4 separate regions of the Mus musculus genome follow, and regions 2, 3 and 4 are each linked to region 1. A link is a loop called in an ENCODE intact Hi-C map of the cell type or tissue named here. Cell type or tissue: gastrocnemius. All regions are shown on one strand. Region 1 overlaps Chrdl2 (chordin-like 2). Region 2 has its middle 2.8 kb from the start of Pold3. Region 3 overlaps Pold3 (polymerase (DNA-directed), delta 3, accessory subunit). Region 4 holds the start of Gm45994 (a long non-coding RNA gene).

Region 1 (5,000 bases):
GTGCAGGCACAGCAGCCTGTGCCGCTGGCAGCATGAAAGTGACAGAAAGTGGCAGAGTGACAGAAAGTGATCACAGTGGTTGCAGCTCCTGGCAGGGACCAGAAAATTACATATCAGTGACGGCAGGGCACTTGGCACCACATGCAGTGAGTGTCATTATCATTAGTAACAGGGAAGAAACTTCCTGCGGTTCGCTCATCTGTGGAGCTTCAGCAGCTCAAGTCTTACACTCAGCGGGCCTAGAGCCTGACTCGCAAAGAAGACAAATAGATGTGGGACACAGTGGTGTGTGTGTCTATGTGTGTGTGTGAGTGTGTGTGTGAGTGTGTGTGTGTGTCTGTGTATGTGTCTATGTGTCTGTGTGTCTCTGTGTGTGTGTGTGTCTGTGTATGTGTCTGTGTGTGTGTCTGTGTATGTGTTTGAGTGTGTCTATGTGTGTGTGTGAGTGTGTGTGTCTGTGTGTCTGTATGCGTATAGGGTGGGGGGGTGGGGAGAAAGAGAAGACTAGAGACACCAGGTAGGATTTTGGAAGTGTTAACAAGGAGCAAGAAGGGGAGTGGCTTGACAGGCATCCAGAGCCACCTGCAAAGGCACAGAGATGGAGTGACTATGACTAGGACAGAGAGGACCTTGAGAGGGGGTCAGAGGTCACAGGAAGCGCCCACATTCATAGACCATACCTGGGCGCCTTACTTTGACAGACTGGACATATTTGGAATTAGATTATCTGGTCTCAATTCTGGGTGGCAATATTTGCCAGACAGACCCCAGATAGCCCCTGGTCACCCCCTCAGGCTGTCTCTGAGCTGGCTCCCGGATACGTTTTTAATCACTACTGTTTGTGGTGACCCTGTTTTCAGGCTCACCTCCTCTTGCTTGCCTCTCGCTCATCACACTTCAAGGTCTTCTCACTGATGTCTCCTCTGCCTGGAGGACACTGCCAGGGTTGGGCTGGCCCCTCCCCCACTTCTCCAAAGACAGTTTCCATGACACCATTTCCACAAAGCCACCCCAACCCTGTAGGTCCCTGGCTTCACCTTCAGGACTGAGTTAAGCTTGGTCACAACACTGTCCGAATTCATAGCAATTAGAAACACGGGTTGAGTGGATTTGTCTTCTATACCAGACTGTGTGAGAAGAAGGAACCAATGTTGAACCTCTGCCTGGTTCAGAGCCTGCATAGAGTTAGTGCTGCATGAGTGACCCAGTGGATGGATGGATGAAGTTGAGAGAGAGAGAGAGAGAGAGAGAGAGAGAGAGAGAGAGAGAGAAAGAGCAGCGACAGCAGAAGAGCCAATTATGGTCTTTAATCCTGGAAACCTCTCTCCTTAACAACAACAAACACAATGTTATTGCATGGGAGGAGAACAAGGCCCTTTCAGCAGGTATATCTTGCCACATGACATGAATTAACCTTTGACCTCCCCTTCCAGCTCTTGGCCACTGACTCTCAAACCGCCTGCCAAACCAAAGAACAGAGTGTACCCAGAGGTCGGGAGCCTGGGGCTGCTGAGGGCACAGATCATTCCCTGATCTTTATGAGGGGATCTCAAGTGTCCCCTCCTAGAACATCCTACAGTCTGGCCCAGTGTGGGCAAGGTCAAAGGCGGAGAGGATGCCTAAAGACTCTTCCAATAGCAATCATGAAAGACAACCAGTAGCAGCTTCGAGGGAGGCTGGAGAAGGCCATGGACACATACCCGGAGGTGCAGGGAGAGGACAGTGAGGTCTGGAATCGGAGCAAGAGCTCAGCAAAGCTGAGTGAGCTGGACTGCCCAGGAATGCGGGCGTTCAGATCCCACTTCCCCCATACAGCCGTCCTTTGTTTACACAGGCAGATTCACTTCCCTCGGCAGTAGCTTTTCCCTGGGCTCTTGCTTTCCTTGAGGGTTGCCTCTTAATGATACAAGAAAGGCCTCAGTGGCTAAACTGTGTGAAAGGGATACACTTCTTTGAATATATCTCTCTTCATCTGGACAGACAGACACTGAGGAGCACAGATGGACTTCCAAGGACAAAATCACTGAGCCAGGAAGGGCATCTCTATTACCTATCAAAGAGAAGTGTCTGCATTCTATTTTGCTTGACTATACACACTTAGAGCCATAGATTCCTAGAAAGTTATGAACTCAGACCATATCCAGTCCCTTTACTCTAGAAAAAGAGAGCCCCAGCGAGGGAGGAATCAGGACCTGTCAGAGATCCCTGCTCTGTCCCCGCATAGACTCCACAACTCATAGCTCTGGAGAGGACGCTGACAGGGGTGCCCAACCAAGTGACAGGGCCAGAAGAAATCGGCTTCGACTTACGAGCAAACAAACTTGGCTGAGACACAATGAAGAACTCCTGAATACAAGAATGCGCAACAGGTTCGGGTCCTACCCAGAGTGGTGTCTGATCTTTGTGCCGCATCTCCGAGGGACATCTCGCTCACATCAGTCCTCCTCTTTGGGAGTTCAAGATATTCTAGGTCCTTTCTCTGAGCCGGCGCCATAGCCGGCGGCTGAGGGAACCTGAGAGGCCAGCCCTGAACAGGTGCAACAGCTGGAGCAACGGCGCAGCTGTCTTGGGGCTTGCAGCTTGGAGCCAGTGAGTGAGGCAGAGACCTCTACTGGTGGGAGCAGGGAGGTGCAGAAGCTCGTGCCTAGAGACCCAGCCACAGGACCTTGCCCAAGGCTGAACTTCAAGCCTTTCTTTACCGGCTCTCTGCTTAGTTTAGCACATCTGGACAGATGAATAGAGATGTGACTAAGCTGGACAGCAGAACAGGATTCTATATTGGTAAGCATCTCATGACACATATTTCCCCACACCTGCCCCACCCCAGGCACTTTTTCATAGGTACTGTTCATCTATTCCTCCCCACAGGGCAGAATTCTTACACTCTCCCAACGCCCACTCCCAAAGTCACATGGACTCAGGTTGAAGGCAAGGATGTCTTGATCTCAGAGACAGTCAGTGCTACCATGGTCCCCAAACATCACCTGTTTAAGGACAAGCATCATACCTTATAGGTGGCAAACAGAGGCCTGGGAACCTTACATTTGGAATCAGAGGAAGATGAAGCGCTGGGACCCTGATGCTCCAATGGTGCCTGTGCCTTTGGAACCACACCATCCTGTAGGAACTACGTTCTTGTTCAGGCCTGCTACTGGGCTCTGAGATTCTACCACCTGAGAACTGAAGCTCCAGTTCCCATAACACACACACCCTTGAGGGTTGATGTCTGACTTAGAGACTGACCCTTTCTTGGAAGTAACATTAGATAAGAGAAGAGACTCATGAAGCTTGTTAGGCAGTTTGTAAGGACACGGTGCAGAGAGGAGCAAGTACCAGAGAAGGTCCTGGAGATGAGTTGGGAATGTGGCCACTTCTGGGTCACAGAGGGGATGCATGACCAGGGTGGAACCACACAGATGTGACTCCACCTGGAACTGGGATCAGCACCAGTCAGAAATGAGGCCAGAGCCTCCAGCCTCAGGTGGAACTGGGGATCAGTCAGTGGTGAGTGTCAGACAGTTAGGGCTCAGTGTGGCTTAGCTTGGACTCAGTATGGATCTGCAGGTGGAAGTAGAGCCAGAGAGAATAAATAACCTTTGCCGACCGAGCATCCTTGGACTTCAGGTAAGGAGTATGCCAAAACCCCGGCTCACTTGCCCTAGACATACTTAACGGTGTGGCTGGCTTGGACCTAAGAACACCCATCTGTTGGCACCATTTGTAAAAGCACTTTGGATGTCACCAGGGGACTTCTTACACACCACAGGCTTGAGATCTCTCTTACCCTAAGACAAGAGCTTTCATGCAAGACCTTAAAATAGGATACCAGCAGGAGACTTGCAAAATTCTTAGACCTACAGCACCAATCATCATTAGGTTCAGAGATACGGGATGTGTCCCAATTCCCACGGCCAACAAATGACGGGACCTGGGTTAGGATCTAGGTCTCTGTTCCTTCCTTTGTGGCCTTGTAGCAGACCCTCCTTCAGATGAACTGTGAAAGGAGATAATCCGATAGTAGACACAGAAGAGAAAGCTCTTTCAGCCATGACACCACCAGGATCTTAATGCTCCTCCCAGAATGCCAGGCCACCTCGCTTTAGTGATAGTCATTTTCTTGAGTGTCTGGGGTTCTGTATTTATGGGGGAGGTAGCCAACTGAAGAACCTAGTGACAGAAACAGACAGGAAGGCTCTTGGAGGCACAGAGGAGGGGAGGTCAGAAAGGGAGCTGGTCACCAGGTAGAATTTTCTGGAAGAGGTGTCTGAATTGTTGAAGGTGGTCATGGTGGGCAGACGGGGGCTTTGAGTACTTCTGAGCCATCATCAGAGTGGTTCACCCAGGGCAATGGTATTGGAAAGGAAGCTGCAGGGCCAGGGTCAAGTCCAGGGCAGGCATGGCAGTCCTCTGAGACTAAGTCTCCTTCAGTGGACAGCAGGCAGGCTAGGAGGAAACTCTCAGGGCTTAAGGAAGGAGGGGGTATTTACTGAATATTTGACAGTATGCATCTGAAAGCATCACTCCCTTTAGTCCTCCCCCACATCCTTAGACCTTGGTTAGTAGCTCTTGTTTGCCGATGAAGAAACTGAAGTTCACAGAAGTTTGAAAAATGACTCAGGTGTAAGAGGCAGTCAGGAATTGAAGCCAAGTCTGAGCTCTCTGTGTTGTCTTATGAGACATGAGGGTGTCCATAATTCTCATGCCACTGACAGGCTAGGGGACGTCAGACAGACATGCAACATTTCCATTCCCAGAAGCAGGACAGAATCTAGCCTCACTAGCTCCACAAAGCCAGTAGCCAGTCAGAAGCAGAGCTGGCAGGTGGAGCCAAGCCTGGAAAAGGTTGTCAGCTAGGGGGTGGGGACCTGGGTCTTCAAGTTTGGTGGCCTGGAGCAAACTACTGTCCTTGTTGGGCTCTGTTTCTTTATTGGGGAGGTTCAGAAGGAGTCACCAGCATAAGGAGGGGCAGTTAGGAAACAGAGGCTGTGGTCCTGCATAAC
Region 2 (5,000 bases), 110 kb before region 1:
AGGGATTATAGAGCCCAACAATACGCAATTCAACCTCACCCTTCCATCATTCAGTTATCTGTCAACAAATATTTGCTAAGGGCCCACCCCAGGGCTATGGCTAAGTGGGGGCTGGGGTTGGAATGAAAAGGCCTTTTGAGGATAGCCCAGTCCCTGGGAACCAAGTCTGCTGAACGCTCTTGCAGATTCAGCCTTTCGTTCCTGTAGCTGGAGGCTCTGACTGAGACCCCTCCACTGAGCATGGGGACCAAGGACAGCCACAATACACAAAATCATGAACGTACTTAAAATAGTAGGCGGGGTTTGGTGTTGATGTTAGTGTTGCTATTGTTGTTGTTGTTGTTGTTGGTGTGTGTGTGTGTGAGAGAGAGAGAGAGAGAGAAGAGGGAAGAGGGAGGGAGGGAGAGAGAGAGGGAAATTGAGATTTTCTCTGTGTGTTTCTTGTAATTAGACCACACTGTTTTTCAAGCATGGACTCTTCAGATGAAAATGTATTATGATGTCAAATAGTTGGGTACCCCAGCCTTACATGGAGGTGCCCCCAGAATGCTTATCATGATTGTCTTAGTCAGGGTTTCTATTGCTGTGAGGAAACACCATGACCAAAAAGCAAGTTGGGGAGAAAATGGTTTATTTGGTTTACGCTTGCAGATCATTGACGGAAATCAGGACAGGGTCTCAAGAAGGGCTGAAACCTGGAGGCAGGAGCTGATGCAAAGGCCATGGAGGGTGCTGCTTACTGGCTTGCTTCTATGGTTTCATCAGCTTGCTCTCCCTTAATGATCAGTAATTTAGAAAAGGCCTTACAGCTGCATCTTATGGAGGCATTTTGTCAACTGAGGTTCCTTCCTCTCAGTTGACTCTAGGTTGGGTCAAGCTGATACAAAACCAGTCAGTCAAAGACAGTTGCTAATTAGAGACACCCGCTGCATTTCCTCTAGGGGAGGTGCAGATGTGCTAGGAACCCTATAACCCTCCACAGGCCCTCCCAGCTCATTTCCACCTGGCTAACTGGCCAGAGGCATCTCCAAGTCTTCTTGATTTTCCTCACCTTTCACCTCACAGAGCCCTAGCAGTCCAGCCCCACTCCTTGGCTGATGTCCCCAGTGGCCTTCTAATTACCAAACCCATCCTGTTCCTCTCAGACCTTCCACAGTGACACCAGAAGGGGCACTGGTACTTTTGGGGATTCAAACTCACTTCTTTTGTGAGAGCCCCAGGGATCTTCCACCCTGTTACTTCCCTTTCTCGGGGTTTTCTTCACTGTCCCTTAACTGCTGGTCTTCCCTGCGCTTTGGTCTGTCCTCAGTCCTCCACATTGCCTGTTACCCTGTATAACTAACTGTCAGGTTACTGACCCAAGCCTGTATCTGAGGACAGGCATGGTCCGGAGCCTGCTGGACATGTCCAAATGGGGATTCCTGCTTATTTTCTCTTACAATGTGGTCTTTTCCAAAGCACTCTCCAAGCCACGCCCCCTTCCCCTCCAGTGAAAGAAACAAAGGAAAATATTTTAAGCAGATCCAAGAGTGGAATGGAGGGAGGCTTCTGGCTGTTTTTTTTTTCTTCATAAATGATTGAATTAATTATTTAAAATACACATGGGAGGGGTTGGAGAGATGGCTCAGAGGACTGAGATTGGGTCCCAGAACTTATTGCCAGTAACTCCAGCTTCAGGGGATCTGGTGTCCTGTTCTGGTCTCTGTGGGTACCTGTACACATGTGCATGCACACACACACACACACACACACACACACACACACACACACACACACACACACATATACATACAATTAAAGGTAAAATAAGAACTGGGTGTAGTGGTAGATATCTCCAGTCCTTGCCTTTGAAGGCAGAGCCAGATAGAGCTCTGTGAGTTCAAGAACAGCCTGGTCTACATAGGGAGTTCCAGACCAGCCAAGGCTACACAGCAAGACACTATATCAAAACAAACAAACAAACAAGCAAGCAAACAATAACAAAAAAGAATACAACAAAATCTTTTAAAAAAAAGAGGTACATGGCCTACTGGACCCAGGCGTGGGTGAAATCAGAGACAGGAGGGGTGGTGCAGGTGAGAGAGAACCAGCAACTGTGTGTTCTCCACACTTATGCTTGATAACAGATTTTACATTGACACACTGATGTGTTTTTCACAATAAGTACCTGGAGGCTTATCGTACTGTCCTTTGGATTCCAGTCCAGAAGTTGATGTGACCTGGCTTTGCTGGCTTTACACGCCACAACATTGCTTATACAAAGTGTAACACATACTGTCATAGAAGGACTTTTTAAAAGAGGCTGTAGGCGGGTGTGTGTGTGTGTGTGTGTGTGTGTGTGTGTTTATACTTTGCCTGCTTGTGTGCCTGTATACCACCTCTGTGCAGTGCCAACAGTGGCCACAAGAGGGCATCAGAATACCTGGAACTGGAATTATAGCCAGTTGTGAACCACCATGAGGGTGCTGAAACTCTAACCCAGGTCTTCTGGAAAAGGCAGTGCTCTTAACTGCTGGTCCTTCTTCCAAGCCCTAGAAGAACCTTTTTGACAAAAAGGAACTGTGGGCTTGTTATCTGCTGTTAAGGCATACTAAGACAATATTCTGGGTTTATTTCTTACATATTTTGCCTACAGTGAAAAGACATGGTATCTAGCCCCAGATACCCAAGTTCAAAGTTATCTCCTTATTTTCTGTTTTTAATTGTGTTTAGTCACCTCCTTTGGCACCATAACCTTCAATTGTAACCTCAGACTGTAAATTCTACGATGAAGACCACGTTGTGTTCCTATAAGGTCATATAAGACCTGGTATATAGGCAACAGGTATCGAATTCATTAATATCCATCTGTCACATCTGTATCAATAAGGCCTGTGTCTGAGTCCTGGATCCCAGGGTGGGGTTAACCTTCCTATCAAAGGCCTGCCCCCTTGCTGATAACTGGGTTTGGGGATCTCGACTACATGTAGGTAGCGTGTTCCTCAACCTGTCCAACACTATCTATTCCCACTCTGGTCCCTGACAGAATCACAGTGCTCACTGCTGCCATGGTGGAGATGATGGGGAAGAGAAAGGGAAGGCTGGCCTTCTGCAGCTGATGACAACCTTAGGCCGAGTCTTGGTCCTCTGGCTCCCACTGCTGGTGTCGTGTGACACTGACATGCGTAAGTTTTGTTTGGCCATCTTTGGCTGTCGGGCTGATTGCTGGTGCTGGCTTCTAGACAACATTGATGTGTCCCAGCAGGACACACTGATATCAAGCTTTATCCTCAAGGCAGAGGGAGTGAAAATTCTGCTTGCTCTAAAGTCATGTGTGTGTGTGTGTGTGTGTGTGTGTGTGTGTGTGTGTGTAGGCAAAAGTGTGTTAGCTTCATTTGCATTTCATGTCTCAAAATATGGAAAGCCCTTCTGATATCTGGAATAAGACAATGGACTGATTTTCCATTGCTTGGTGCTTCACCTTTCCTGTTTTCTCTAACTGTAAAAAATCACATAGATCTGTAAAAAGTTAAACAGTTGGAAGACAAGAAAAAACCCAAACCTCAAAAAAACCAAGATGAGAACAAAAGGCAGCCCAATGCTACCACCAAAGCAAGCCCAGCTTTGAGACGGTGGGCGATTATTTTAGCATACCTGGACGGAAACATACTTGCTATGTATGTGGCTTGGAGCAAACTACCTAACTCTGGACAGTTTCTATAAAACTGAGATAAAGACTCAAGTTATCTGACATCTATATATTAGTATACAGGTAATATTTACATCCTAGATTGTTGACGAGATTACACGAGAATATTTAAATACAAAGTCTAACATGGCCCCTGCCCATTCAGTGATGGTAAGTCACAGTGGGCACATCAGAGCTCTACTTCTTTCTCAGCAGTATTTTCACTTAGCTCTCAATGCCTTCATTGTAACCAAACTTCAAGCAAAATTCATTTGCTGAGAGTCTATTACACGTGGGTGTTCTGACATTATGAATACAGTAAGTTTGAATTTTTATTTATTAATTATTTTGTGCATATACATGGGCCTGCATGTACCATGGTGTGTGGAGACCAAAGGATGACTCCAAGGAATCAGTTCTCTCCTGCCATCTTTATGTGGCTCCCTGGGACTGAACTCAGGTCATCAGGTCTGTGCTGCAAGCACTTTACCCACTGAGCTATCTCATTGGCCCCAAGATCATACTTAAAATAGTTTTTGTTTACACAAACCCTGTCTCAAAGTCCTTGCAGTTGTTTCCTAGTCACTCTTCCCATGAACAACATGAAGGTGGTTTGAAATGATGGGACCTCATCTTTTGTATGTGTGTGTGTGTATAAAGGGATAATAAAATCTAACAAGACTACTTGAGGATTAGGGTCACTGCTAGAGATGCCCACCACATGCTAGTTACTCAGTAAGTAAGTAATTGTGATATATCTGGGGAATATACATGAAACTAAAAGACTTTCTTCATCTCTTAATTCGTGGGAGGGAAAATTCCAAGGGATACTCTTCTCTGATTTGTTTTTGACCCTAAAACCTTTCAGTGTATTTGTAGACACAACTGTAATCTCTTTGACATGATCTTGGGTTTATTTACAGGCATCTGTTATGATTCTCTATGAAAACCACACAATGCATTTGCTGGGTTTCTATGAGACTAAATGAAATTTCATTTTCAAAGCACTTGCTCAATATGTTTGTCGTGTAACAACACAGTTACCAGCTATTATTAGTGTGATCGTGGTGAGCACAGCTTGAAGGTTTTATGTGTATCGTCTCACTTATAACTCCAGCCAAATAGAATGATTTGATTTCTCGTCTGCTCTTTTCCCCAGTCTTTTCACATCTTCCGGGAAACTCCTGGTTGACCCAAAGATCATGTCCCTAATCTAGTGACTCTTACTTGGTAGCTCTGGCTAGGTTGGAGCTCCATGGGTAGAACAGGGTGGTCTTCAGCTCACAAAGATCTGCTTGCTTTTGCACCACCACGCCTGACACCAACTCTTTTA
Region 3 (5,000 bases), 100 kb before region 1:
GTTTGTCACTCTTCTGACTACTGTGGGTGTGTAACAAATTGGCCAAAACTTTAATGCAAGCAATAACCATTTTATCACTCATAGATTCTGCAGTGTGGACAGGGCATAGTGGGAATGACCCATGTTAGCTGAATGGTATCTGCAGTCTTAGCTGGGAAGTGTCAGCCACTGCAGCCCAGTCTTTAATCATCTTTATGTACATCTGGCAGTTGTTACTAATTATCAGCTGAACTTTAGCTGGGGCTATAGACCAGGGTGTTACAGGGCTTGGGCATGGTGTCTTGGAGTAGTCAGATTTCTTAGACAGCTACTCAGGGCCCTAATAGCTGTCCTGGCACATAACAGAAGCCACTCATATTTCTGACTTGCTTCACGCTCAGGCAGTCCCTCAAAAGTCCTCACTGACTCACTGCCTCCTGGGCTCCACCTCTAATGAGAAAATGTAGAGCAGTATCTAGGGAGGGAGATGCTGGCTCAGTCATGTTTAGAAAATATAAAGTATAAATTAAAAGGTGTGGCTAAGTGTCGTTAATCCCAGCACTCGGTAGGCAGAGGCAAATGGATCTCTGGGTTCTGAGGCCAGCCTGGTCTAATGAGTGAGTGTCAGGACAGCCAGGGCTACACAGAGAAACCTTTTCTTGAGAAAACAAAACAAATTCTTGTTTTTAGTTCTTTTTTTAAAGTATTATTTAACAGACAAGATCCTTCCTCATTGACTTAAACATGACATCTTCAGATTGGAAAAATATTATGGAGGACTAAAATTGGTTTGGTTCCAGGGGAGCTAAAGGAGAGGAAAGTTAAGGGTCTCGGGGAGGTTGTAAGTCATCATGTGCATAGGAAACATTCTGCAGCATGTCAAGGCTTTTCACTCATTTTAAAGAATATTTCACATATATTATTGTCAGAAATGGAGTACTTGCCTTTACTAAATAAGAAACGTGTTAAAGTAGGTATAAATTCCTTTTTAAAAAAGTTTGTTGTAAACTTCTCAGTAAGAAGGGAAATAGATTAAAAAGAAAACAAAACAAAAACAAGTGAGAAGAGAAACTAATATGGGAACAGCTGGGGTTTATTTGGGGAAACCTGTGCAGAAGACAGTGGTTTGCTGACTGACCCAGGCAAGGTCAAGAGCTGTGGAGAAAAGACTAGTTGGCTGACACGCTTGAGAGCATGGTAGACATGGTATTTGCCTTTTTGGTTTTCTATTAGCAGGTCCTAATTAGCATCAACAGTCAAGAGTCCACCCCCTCATCTGCCCTTCTAACGTGGTCTCTGAAGTGGGGAAGATGTGAGAGAGCAAGGCGGAAGAATCCGTAAAACTGACAAATAGTGCACGCTTTGTACTTACGTAACTGGTGGTGTATGGAAAGGCAGCCTTAAAAACCTGTGATAGAGTGTGGTGTAGTAGATGTCAGAATGCATGATAGGGCGTAAGCTGTTAACACTCGGGAGGCAGAGGTGCTCTGCTTGGCTAGCCGTGTCAGAGAGACTTGGAGTAGGAGGAATTAGATGGATGGAACCTATATAGCCCTGCCTGGCCTGGAATTCCCTATGTAAGCCAGGCTGGCCTCAGACTCCCTCCCTAGGATTAAAGGGAGGCAGACAGATGGCTGTGATTCAAGTTCCTACCAATTTTAAGCTTACGCTCTAGGAAAGAAATGGCTGGTCCAGATGGGTAGGAGCCGTGACTCCTTTGTTTACTGCTTAGAACACAAGTGGGCACTCAGGAACGTTTTGATTCGTTTTTTTAATCTATTGACTTTTTTTTTTTTTTTTTTTTTTTACTGACTTGCATTTTAAAACTTCACTATGACAGCCTCACAGATAATGATGGTGAAAAGAGAATACAGGTGACCCTTGGACTTGAAATAGTCTAGTATAGCGTGTTGGAGAGCATAGAGTCCAGTCAAGAGTTAGTTGGGAGGGAGGACTGATGAGACTTGGCAACTCATTGCATAAGGAGAAAGGTAATGACTCCTGGATTTCTGGCTAAGGTGGTTTGAACAAATGATGATGTCATCAGGGAAAAAAAACCGAAGCCATGGAGTTGAATAAAATAGACAATGGAGGATACCACGGGGTGACCAACCATATCCCATTTCCCAGGAAACCTATCTGAGTCAGGCAAACTGGGGTGACTGGTCATACTAAAATAGGGTAAGATGGCTAAGGAGAGGAAAGCACAGAAACTGCAGGAAAAATGGAGCAGGTGTAGCAGGGGACTCGGCTGGGTATCGTGGAAGGTAAGCGAGGGAGGGCGTCTGGAGAAGACAGGGTTTCTTAGGCTTACTGGAGTAAGCCTGGTACTTACTGTGTAGACCAGGCTGGACTTGAACTCACAGAAATCCACCTGCCTCTTCCTCTAGGATAATTAAAGGCCTGTACCACCATACCTAGCTATCAGAATTTCTGAGTTTCTGGCTGTTCTCAACTGAAGTGTGATATGTTGTAGAAGCTTGCTAAATATTTCTTGAAATAAAGACAGATGATGTGCATCTTTTTATTGTTAAACTCCATTGAGGGGCATCAACTTCTGGTATTTTGGGTGGTTGGGATAAAAGTGAATAAAGACTTTACTGCAAGCAACACTTCTGCATTTAGTGTGTGGTTAATGAACATTTTAGATGTTGGCTGGTGTAAGCATCTGCTATATTCTACATCATGAAACATCTGACTGTATGTAATTCAGTAGTAACAGGTGAATATATATTTGTCATGATGTATATGATGACTTGAAGTATTTAACATAATGATCTCATAGAATTACTAAAAACCCCAAATCCTTTCCATCTCTAGGAAAGCACATATAGACTATTGATATTTGAGAATAGAGGCTTGCAGACAGTGTATGACTTCGGGTTATAAGAGTTATTCATGTAGTAATGCCACTTGTGCTTTATGCCTGAAGATAGGAAACCAAGAAAAGTTTATTCTGGATGCCATAGCTCGATAATTGACTCACTTTTGTATCTGCAGTTTGGCCATTGCCACTGTTTGACTATGGGTTCTGTCCCTCTTGGCATATTTCTAGATTTACCTCAGTTACTTCCTGGGTGTCTTAGCCAACTCAGATAAGTTGGTTCCAGTCCCATGCTCCATCTAAAGTTTTTTCATTGTTTTTTCAAAAATCTGTTCAGTAAGTAAAAAATTGTGCTGTTGAAGAAACTGTCAGATTTCATATATATGACTTCCAAGTCATGAATCCGGAGTCGATGAGGAAGCTGCATGCTAATGAGTCACTTCTGTCTTGTTTGGCACAGGATGCTCTATGAATATGTTGAAAGGAAACGGAAAGAAAATTCGGGAGCTCAGCTGCATGTTACCTACTTGGTGTCTGGCAGTCTTATACAGAACGGACATTCTGTAAGTTCTCTTGTAACAAGACTTCATGTTCATGAGATAGAAACATTATTAGAAATAACAGGAGGAAGAAGGAAGAGTGAATGGTATGGAAGTTTTAAAGTACCTCTTAAAGAGAGTGAGTGTTCTGAAATTTTAAACTAAATCTGACAAGAAAGGTTATGTAATATCTTGTCTGTGATGAGGAGACTGTCACTCTTAGTTACCTAGGAAATGAGACATTAGGGAATGGCTTTTCCTTGAACCTCTTTTTCCTTTTGAATACGTATTGTAGACACTGGTACTTAATTTTCATCTTCAAATTTCAAGTCAGATTCCAATGTTAAATAAAAAAGGAGGGAAAAAAATTAGGTGATTTGTAACCTGAGTACTCGTTTTGATAGGTCACTTGGAGTGGCCTGTTGTAAGGCCGAGGCTTAGCTGCTGGTACAGACAGGTGTTTAGGCTCCTGCATTCTTTTCTGTTCTTGCCCCTCTGCATGCCCGCCAGCTCAGGGTACTGTTGCTTTTTTCATCTCAACCACAACGCAGTCTCAGTCCCAGTCTCAGCGCTGGTGCTCTTTTGTTGACTTCCATTGTTTCCCTCGCGGTGGGGAACAGGTATTACTGAGCTCTTCCCAGGCCTTAAGCACCAGAAGCTCTGTTGCCTTGGACTGAATCCAGGGCTCGTTCATAGTTCTTGCACACCGGCTTCCTGTGCAGGTCTTCTCCGTCCTCACTTTCCTTGAGCCTGTCTGAAGACACCTCTGTTTCATTGCCATCAGTCCCAGGATCAGGGCTCCTCGTGGAGGTCTACTAAGATGCCTTTTTTACTACCCTTTTGATTTTCCTTCAAAATCATACGTTTATAACCTCAACTTTATTTGCCATAATACTAATGGCAGTTGTTTTTTAACAAGAGTCCCAAGCATGTGTGATTTAAAGCTCTTAGGTGAGCTTTATGAGGAAAAGCAGAACTTTAGATTCAGAGCCCTGCGTTCTCCAGCCAGTGTTTCGTTCCTTGTTTTTGTACTGTTGAGACTCTTAGGTGTTTAGTCAGCAGTGGTTCTCCACCTTGCTAACACTGCAGCCCTTTAATACAGTTGCTCACGTTGCTGTGACCCCAACCATAAAATTACTTCATTGCTACTTCATAACTAATTTTCTACTGTAATATACATTCCTGATGTGCAAGATTTTTGATATGCAACCCTCCACGGGGTTTCAGTCCACAATTTGAGAACCACTGGTTAGTGGGTTTTTGTTATGCTAATTAGGGCTTATAATTACAAGTTCTCAGCTGTTTTATGTAGTGATTTTTAGTTGATGATTTTTAAAAAATCACCTAATTTATTATTCATTTGCCAGACATAACAGAAGAGTCAAATTTTAATCTGGGATCTATGAAGATTTTTTTTTTTTTTTTTTAAGGACAGCTTTCATTTTGTAGCTTGGCTGGTAGACTAGACTGACCTCGTATTCACAGCAATCCCCCTGCCTCTCTAGTGCTGGATTAAAGGTGTCAACCACCACACTGTGAAGAACTTTTATTGAAGCCTAGTGTGGTTGTACATGTTTAGAACTCTAGCACTTGGGAGGTTGATGCAGGCGAGTCTGGGCAAGATTGATCTCAAAAATGTACAATAAAATTCTGACATG
Region 4 (5,000 bases), 180 kb before region 1:
ATCAGTAGGATTAATATAGTAAAATAGCCATCCTACCAAAAAAGAATCTTCAAAGTCAACGCAATCCCCATCAAAATTTCAATACAATTCTTCAGAGATCTTAAAAGGACAATTTTCAGCTTCACGTGGAAAAACAAAAACCCAGCATAGCTAAAGCAAACCTGAAGACTAAAAGAACTGCTGGAGTTATTACCTGTAGTGAGAATTTTGGTTTCTTTAAAAACACAAAAATGTTATGTGATTACATTTTTGTTTTAATCCAAGATGTGGGATATGAGGATGCTTCAGATTGTTCATAGCAGCCATGATTTGTCTCATGCTCTGACAGGGATGTGGTTTTGCCAACTAAAGATAGCTTATGCTTGGAATTCTGGCACTTTTCAGAGGGTATAAAAATGCCAGAGTCTCAAGAGGCTGAGGTGGCTGCAAATTCTCCTGCTGCTGTGGTTTGTCAAGTGGTCGTAAGCAAAGAAATAGAGAAGAAATTGTATATCCTGACTTGGAAGATTGGACTTGCCCCAAGGAAATCAATGCCCCCAATCAGCAGGAAGTAATCTAACAAGATTGAACTTCCTTTTCCCTCTAGCCTTCTTTCTTTCCTACCTAGTGTTGAGGGGTTGGAAGGGTGAAAAGGGGTGGTAAGAAAAAGAACCCAATAAAGTAGCCAAAAGTCAGAATCAACACTCTCAATTTCAAAGCTGGACTAGAGATCTATAGTAATAACAATTACATATGGTATTGGCACAAAAGCAGACATGCTGTTAAATGGAATCTAATTGAAGACCTACACATAAATCTACACACCTATGCACACCAGATTCTTGATAAAGAAGCCAGAAATACACACTGGAAAAAAGACAGAATCTTCAACAAATGGTGCTGGACAAACTGCACAGCTGCATATAGAAAAATCCAAATAGATCCATACTTACCACCCTGCACAGAACTCAACTCCAAATGGACCAAAGACCTCAGCATAAAACTGAATACACTGAACCTTATAGAAGAGAAACTGGGCAATAACCTTGAACTCCTTAGCAAAAGAAAAGACTTTCTGAACATAACACCATTAACACAGGCACTAAAATCAACAACTAATAAATGGGGTCTCATAATACTGAGAGGCTTCTGGAAAGCAAAGGACACCGTCATTCAGACAAAGTGGCAGCCTACAGAATAGGGAAACGTTTCTCCAACTATACATCCATTAGAGGGCTAATATCCAAAATATAAAGAACTCAAGAAACTAGATATCACGAAAACAAACCACCCAGGTGAGTTCCTGCTTACATTCTATGTTCTAGCGTCTTTGGTACACGAAGCTATTCTGCCCACTACCAAAAGAGAAATGCAAACACCAGCCCAGCCACAGACTTTTTATCTACCGTGGTGTCTTACCTGTAAGATATGCTAGGGCAATGGTGGTACAAAGCTTGTGGGAGTAGCCAATCAATAGCTGATTTGACTTAAGACCCACACCACAAAATAGAACCCATATCTGACACTGCTTGGGTAACCAAGAACCCGAGACTAGCCCAGGGAATTAGTGGTAAACAAAAAACTACTGTTCTAAAACAAAAACAAAAAACCCAAGCCAAACCAAAGCATGGCAATAAAATGACTCCTTAATGATATTTCTCTATACTCATAGATCAGTGCCTCATTTAGCTCTCACCAGAGAGACTTCCTTCTGCAGCAGATGAGAACAAATACAGAGATCCATCGGCCAGACATGATGCAGAGAGTGAGAGACCTTGGAACACTGGAAACCATGGAAAACCTGGAGGACTGTCTTTGGTCCACTGAAGTTACATTGAAGATACTCATTGTCCAAGCAGGTATGGACCTGACAGAATAAGAACCAACCCTGAGGCTTGGTGTCTATTCTTTGGGGATGACTTTGCAGTCATCACTGCCAGAGAGACTGGGAGGGGCCAAACACAGTTCCCCATTACCCATTCATCTTCCTAGTTTTGTAGAACCCATCTCTCTTCCGTGTAATTCTTGAAGGGTTCCTCCCCTAGACAAACAAACTCTTCTTTAGAAGTTTATACAATGGAAAAAGACACTTCCAAGTATGTTCCCCCTGAGGTAAGGAAAACCCTCTAACCTTCAAAAGACTAAATGTTTTTCCAAGTAGAAAATATTTCTTTTTATTAACTCCAGAACAAGAGAATTGATTGATTGACTGAGTTATGCGTCTTTCTCAAACTCTTCATCTTCTTTGCCGGTTTCCATGACTACTTTCCCTGAGACATTATATTTCACAACCAATGCTATTATGTCAGATAGGAAAACAGAGGGGAGGGGGAAGAGGGAGGGTGCCATGGATTTATTACTCATTCTCTTCAGTTTTTAGGTGAGAATCATAGCAACTGTTTGGAATTCCGCATGTTCCAATCATTAGTATCCCCGTGGCAACAACGACTGTGGCAGGTAGAAAAACAAAACAGACTTGGGGGATCGCGTGTAGAGATCAGTTGAGAATATGTTATGGCACAGAGGGTGTGGTATTAAGGTGTTGAAACAGGTTATGACACTTGTGTTCCTAGAATATGTAAATAGAAAAACAAGGACATAAATGATGAGCCAACACTTCCCCCCTTCTTAGAGTGTTGAGTGTCTGCCATATCTAAGGCAATATTCTACACTGTGAAGGAAGCGCTGCTCTATGGGGCTGCGCCATCTAGCGGCTACTTCTTTCTAGTCAGCGCTGCATTGCTAGTCTCTTTTTTTGTTTGTTTGTTTTATTTTTGTTTGCTGGAACCAGTAACTGCCTCCTTCACTATTATCACCCCATTCCTCTGATCTAATGGACAACAACTTTGGAATCTGCTCAGTGTTAATGTGGTTCTTGAGCAGACATTGACTCCTTGGAAATGGAGAATTGTATACAGAAGATTTGGGGGGGAACACTTTGGGAAGATGGGGGTAAAGAAGTAAGGATGCAGGAGTGAGCAGATGACAAAAGCTAACTCAGTATGGTTGTGATGGAAATCATGGCTGACCCTGGAGTTCTGGAACTGACATGGCTGCTCGGAGCTATCCCAAGCTAAGGTGATGGGGTTAGACCATCTTATTAGTTCATCACTGGTTGTCAGGGTCCCCCAGGAAGAGGCATCCCTTGACTCACAGCAGTGTGTACCAAAGGATGCAGTTGTTCATCACATACCCGCTTCTTTCCTCTTGACTAACCTCTGATTCCTTTACCCCCCAGGAGCTTACTCTCTGTCACGAGTTAGCCACTGCTACAAACGTCTTCTCTGATTTCATCAGGCAGATCATGTTCAGGATCCTCAGGAGCACTTGAAAGAATAATCTTTTTCCATAAAGGGCTGGCTCTGAAAGCCTTGCTTTGTCTGTGCCTCCTGGGCTTACACTGATATGTTAATATTACGATCCCAATGAGAACAGAGACCAGACTCATTGGTGCCATTGTGAGGGTCAGGGGGAGATCAAACATCTCAAAGTCCCATTCACAAGACAGATTTATTTATGTTCCTAAGGGTTCCATAATTGCCATCTGAGAAGCTCCAATTAAAGTGGCAACATTTCTTCCTTCTGGCAACGTTATAAGTGTTTTGATTTTGACCAGTTGTGTCTGAGAAAGAAGGGTGGACTCAAGACTACTAGCTGTCCACCAACGTATGCTCGCCTATTCAAAAGTAGTCGACAGTGGCTGGGACATGAGTAGCCAGACAGACCTCCTGTATCAGCTTCCCTTGCAGCCTGTTGGAGGATAAGTCCTTGTAAAAGGGTCTAAGCAAAAGAAATGTATGCAGCTTTTTGCCATGTGTGTTTTAGAGTAAACCTCTGGCCCTGGACTCCTATTCTCTGTTTCTCCTCACTGAGCACAAAATCAACAACAGAAAGACTCTGAGGAATACATGTTAAAGCTGGCTGGAGTCACTGGATGTCACCGAACAACAGACTGCAGCAGCACCATCAGCCTACTCTGGTTACCACCGGTGGACCATACTCGATTGCACCTCCTAATCAAGTCTTTCTAATTCTTTAACCTCAACTTCCAGAACCATCCACAAATACTTCCTTTTCCTCCTTCTTTGGTATATGCATGTACATATTTGTGTATGTGCAGCTGGAGGCCAGAGGGTAATTCTGGCTGCTGTTTTTCAGCTTTCTTGTTTTATTAGATACAATCTCTTATTGGCCTGGTGCTTTCCAAGGAGGCTAGACTAGATGGCCATTGAATCCTGGGGATCTACTTGTCTCCCCTCCCCAGGTGCTGAGATTGCAAATACCTGCAGCCAAGCCCAGCCTCTTTCAAAGGCAAGAGCTTCCCTGAGAGCATCCTTTCTCTCACAGGCATCCTTTCTCCTCTTTTTTGTATTTTGTTTATTTTTCAAGACAGGGTTTCTCTGTGTAGCCCTGGCTCTCCTAGAACTCACTCTGTGGATCAGGCTGGCCTCGAACTCACAGAGCTACATCTTCCTCTGCCTCCTGAGTGCAGAATAAAGGAGTAAAGGCATGTGCCACTCCCGCCCAGCTCCTTTTCCTCTTTTGACCTTCACATTATTATCTGTCTCTCCTACTTTCTATGCTTCTAGTTAGTGCTATTATACTTTTGTTTTTTATTTCATGTGTCCTTCCCCTTACCCCTGTTATTGTAACCTAAGGTGACTTTGAACTTACTAAGCAGCTGTGGATGGTCTTGAACTCCTGATCCTCCTACCTTACCTCCCAAGTGCTAAGATGGCAAACATGAACCATCCCACCCAATCTCCATCTTGTCTCTGAAACTTGAAGACTCCTTTAAGATGGGACACTCTGCTCCTGTTTCCCAGCTAGCACAGCTGTGATGGATGCTGGTGAAAACTCTTCATCTTTGGGGAGTGGTTATGTCATCAGCTTAGCGTTGCCCCTTCCCCAGAGACTGGTCCTCAAGCAAATGTGAGCATGCTTGGGTGTTGGAGGGAGTATCTCTCTAATCGCCAGCAGGCCTAACATGGTAAAAAAGGGAAGCCACAAAAGGTAGAACT

The links. Hi-C counts contacts between places; a loop is a spot of excess contacts. Peaks named below come from ENCODE experiments on the same cell type or tissue, not always from the same donor. Only the 100,000 strongest peaks of a DNase experiment are listed, where the experiment ranks them.
Region 2: it touches region 1 in a loop (2.9-fold over the local background); 5 of 42 quality-filtered maps call a loop at or near these places.
Region 3: a loop joins it to region 1, with 4 times the contacts of the local background. A loop is called at or near these places in 16 of 42 quality-filtered maps.
Region 4: it touches region 1 in a loop (3-fold over the local background); 10 of 42 quality-filtered maps call a loop at or near these places.

What each region holds. Positions count from the first base shown.
Region 1 is chr7:100,007,429-100,012,428 of GRCm38, reverse strand. All of the region lies in intron 1 of Chrdl2 (chordin-like 2), which reads right to left. Among named protein-coding and RNA genes, the nearest start is that of Chrdl2, 3.5 kb to the right of the region's middle. In gastrocnemius, a CTCF peak has its summit at 2,608 (motif pointing left); DNase peaks (open chromatin) are centred at 115, 942 and 2,591; H3K4me3 peaks cover 273 bases; H3K27ac peaks cover 400 bases.
Region 2 is chr7:100,121,813-100,126,812 of GRCm38, reverse strand. No RefSeq gene overlaps it. Among named protein-coding and RNA genes, the nearest start is that of Pold3, 2.8 kb to the right of the region's middle. In gastrocnemius, CTCF peaks have their summits at 2,405 (motif pointing right) and 3,128; DNase peaks (open chromatin) are centred at 2,389 and 3,119; H3K4me3 peaks cover 541 bases; H3K27ac peaks cover 427 bases.
Region 3 is chr7:100,110,636-100,115,635 of GRCm38, reverse strand. Pold3 (polymerase (DNA-directed), delta 3, accessory subunit) reads left to right here. Exons shown (of 12, transcript NM_133692.2): 3 at 3,264-3,366. Among named protein-coding and RNA genes, the nearest start is that of Pold3, 8.4 kb to the left of the region's middle. In gastrocnemius, no CTCF peak of the experiment used is centred here; no DNase peak of the experiment used is centred here.
Region 4 is chr7:100,188,651-100,193,650 of GRCm38, reverse strand. It overlaps Gm45994 (a long non-coding RNA gene), which reads left to right and starts at 985. Exons shown (of 3, transcript XR_001778232.1): 1 at 985-1,274; 2 at 1,652-1,838; 3 at 3,218-4,390. In gastrocnemius, a CTCF peak has its summit at 2,687 (motif pointing left); a DNase peak (open chromatin) is centred at 2,686.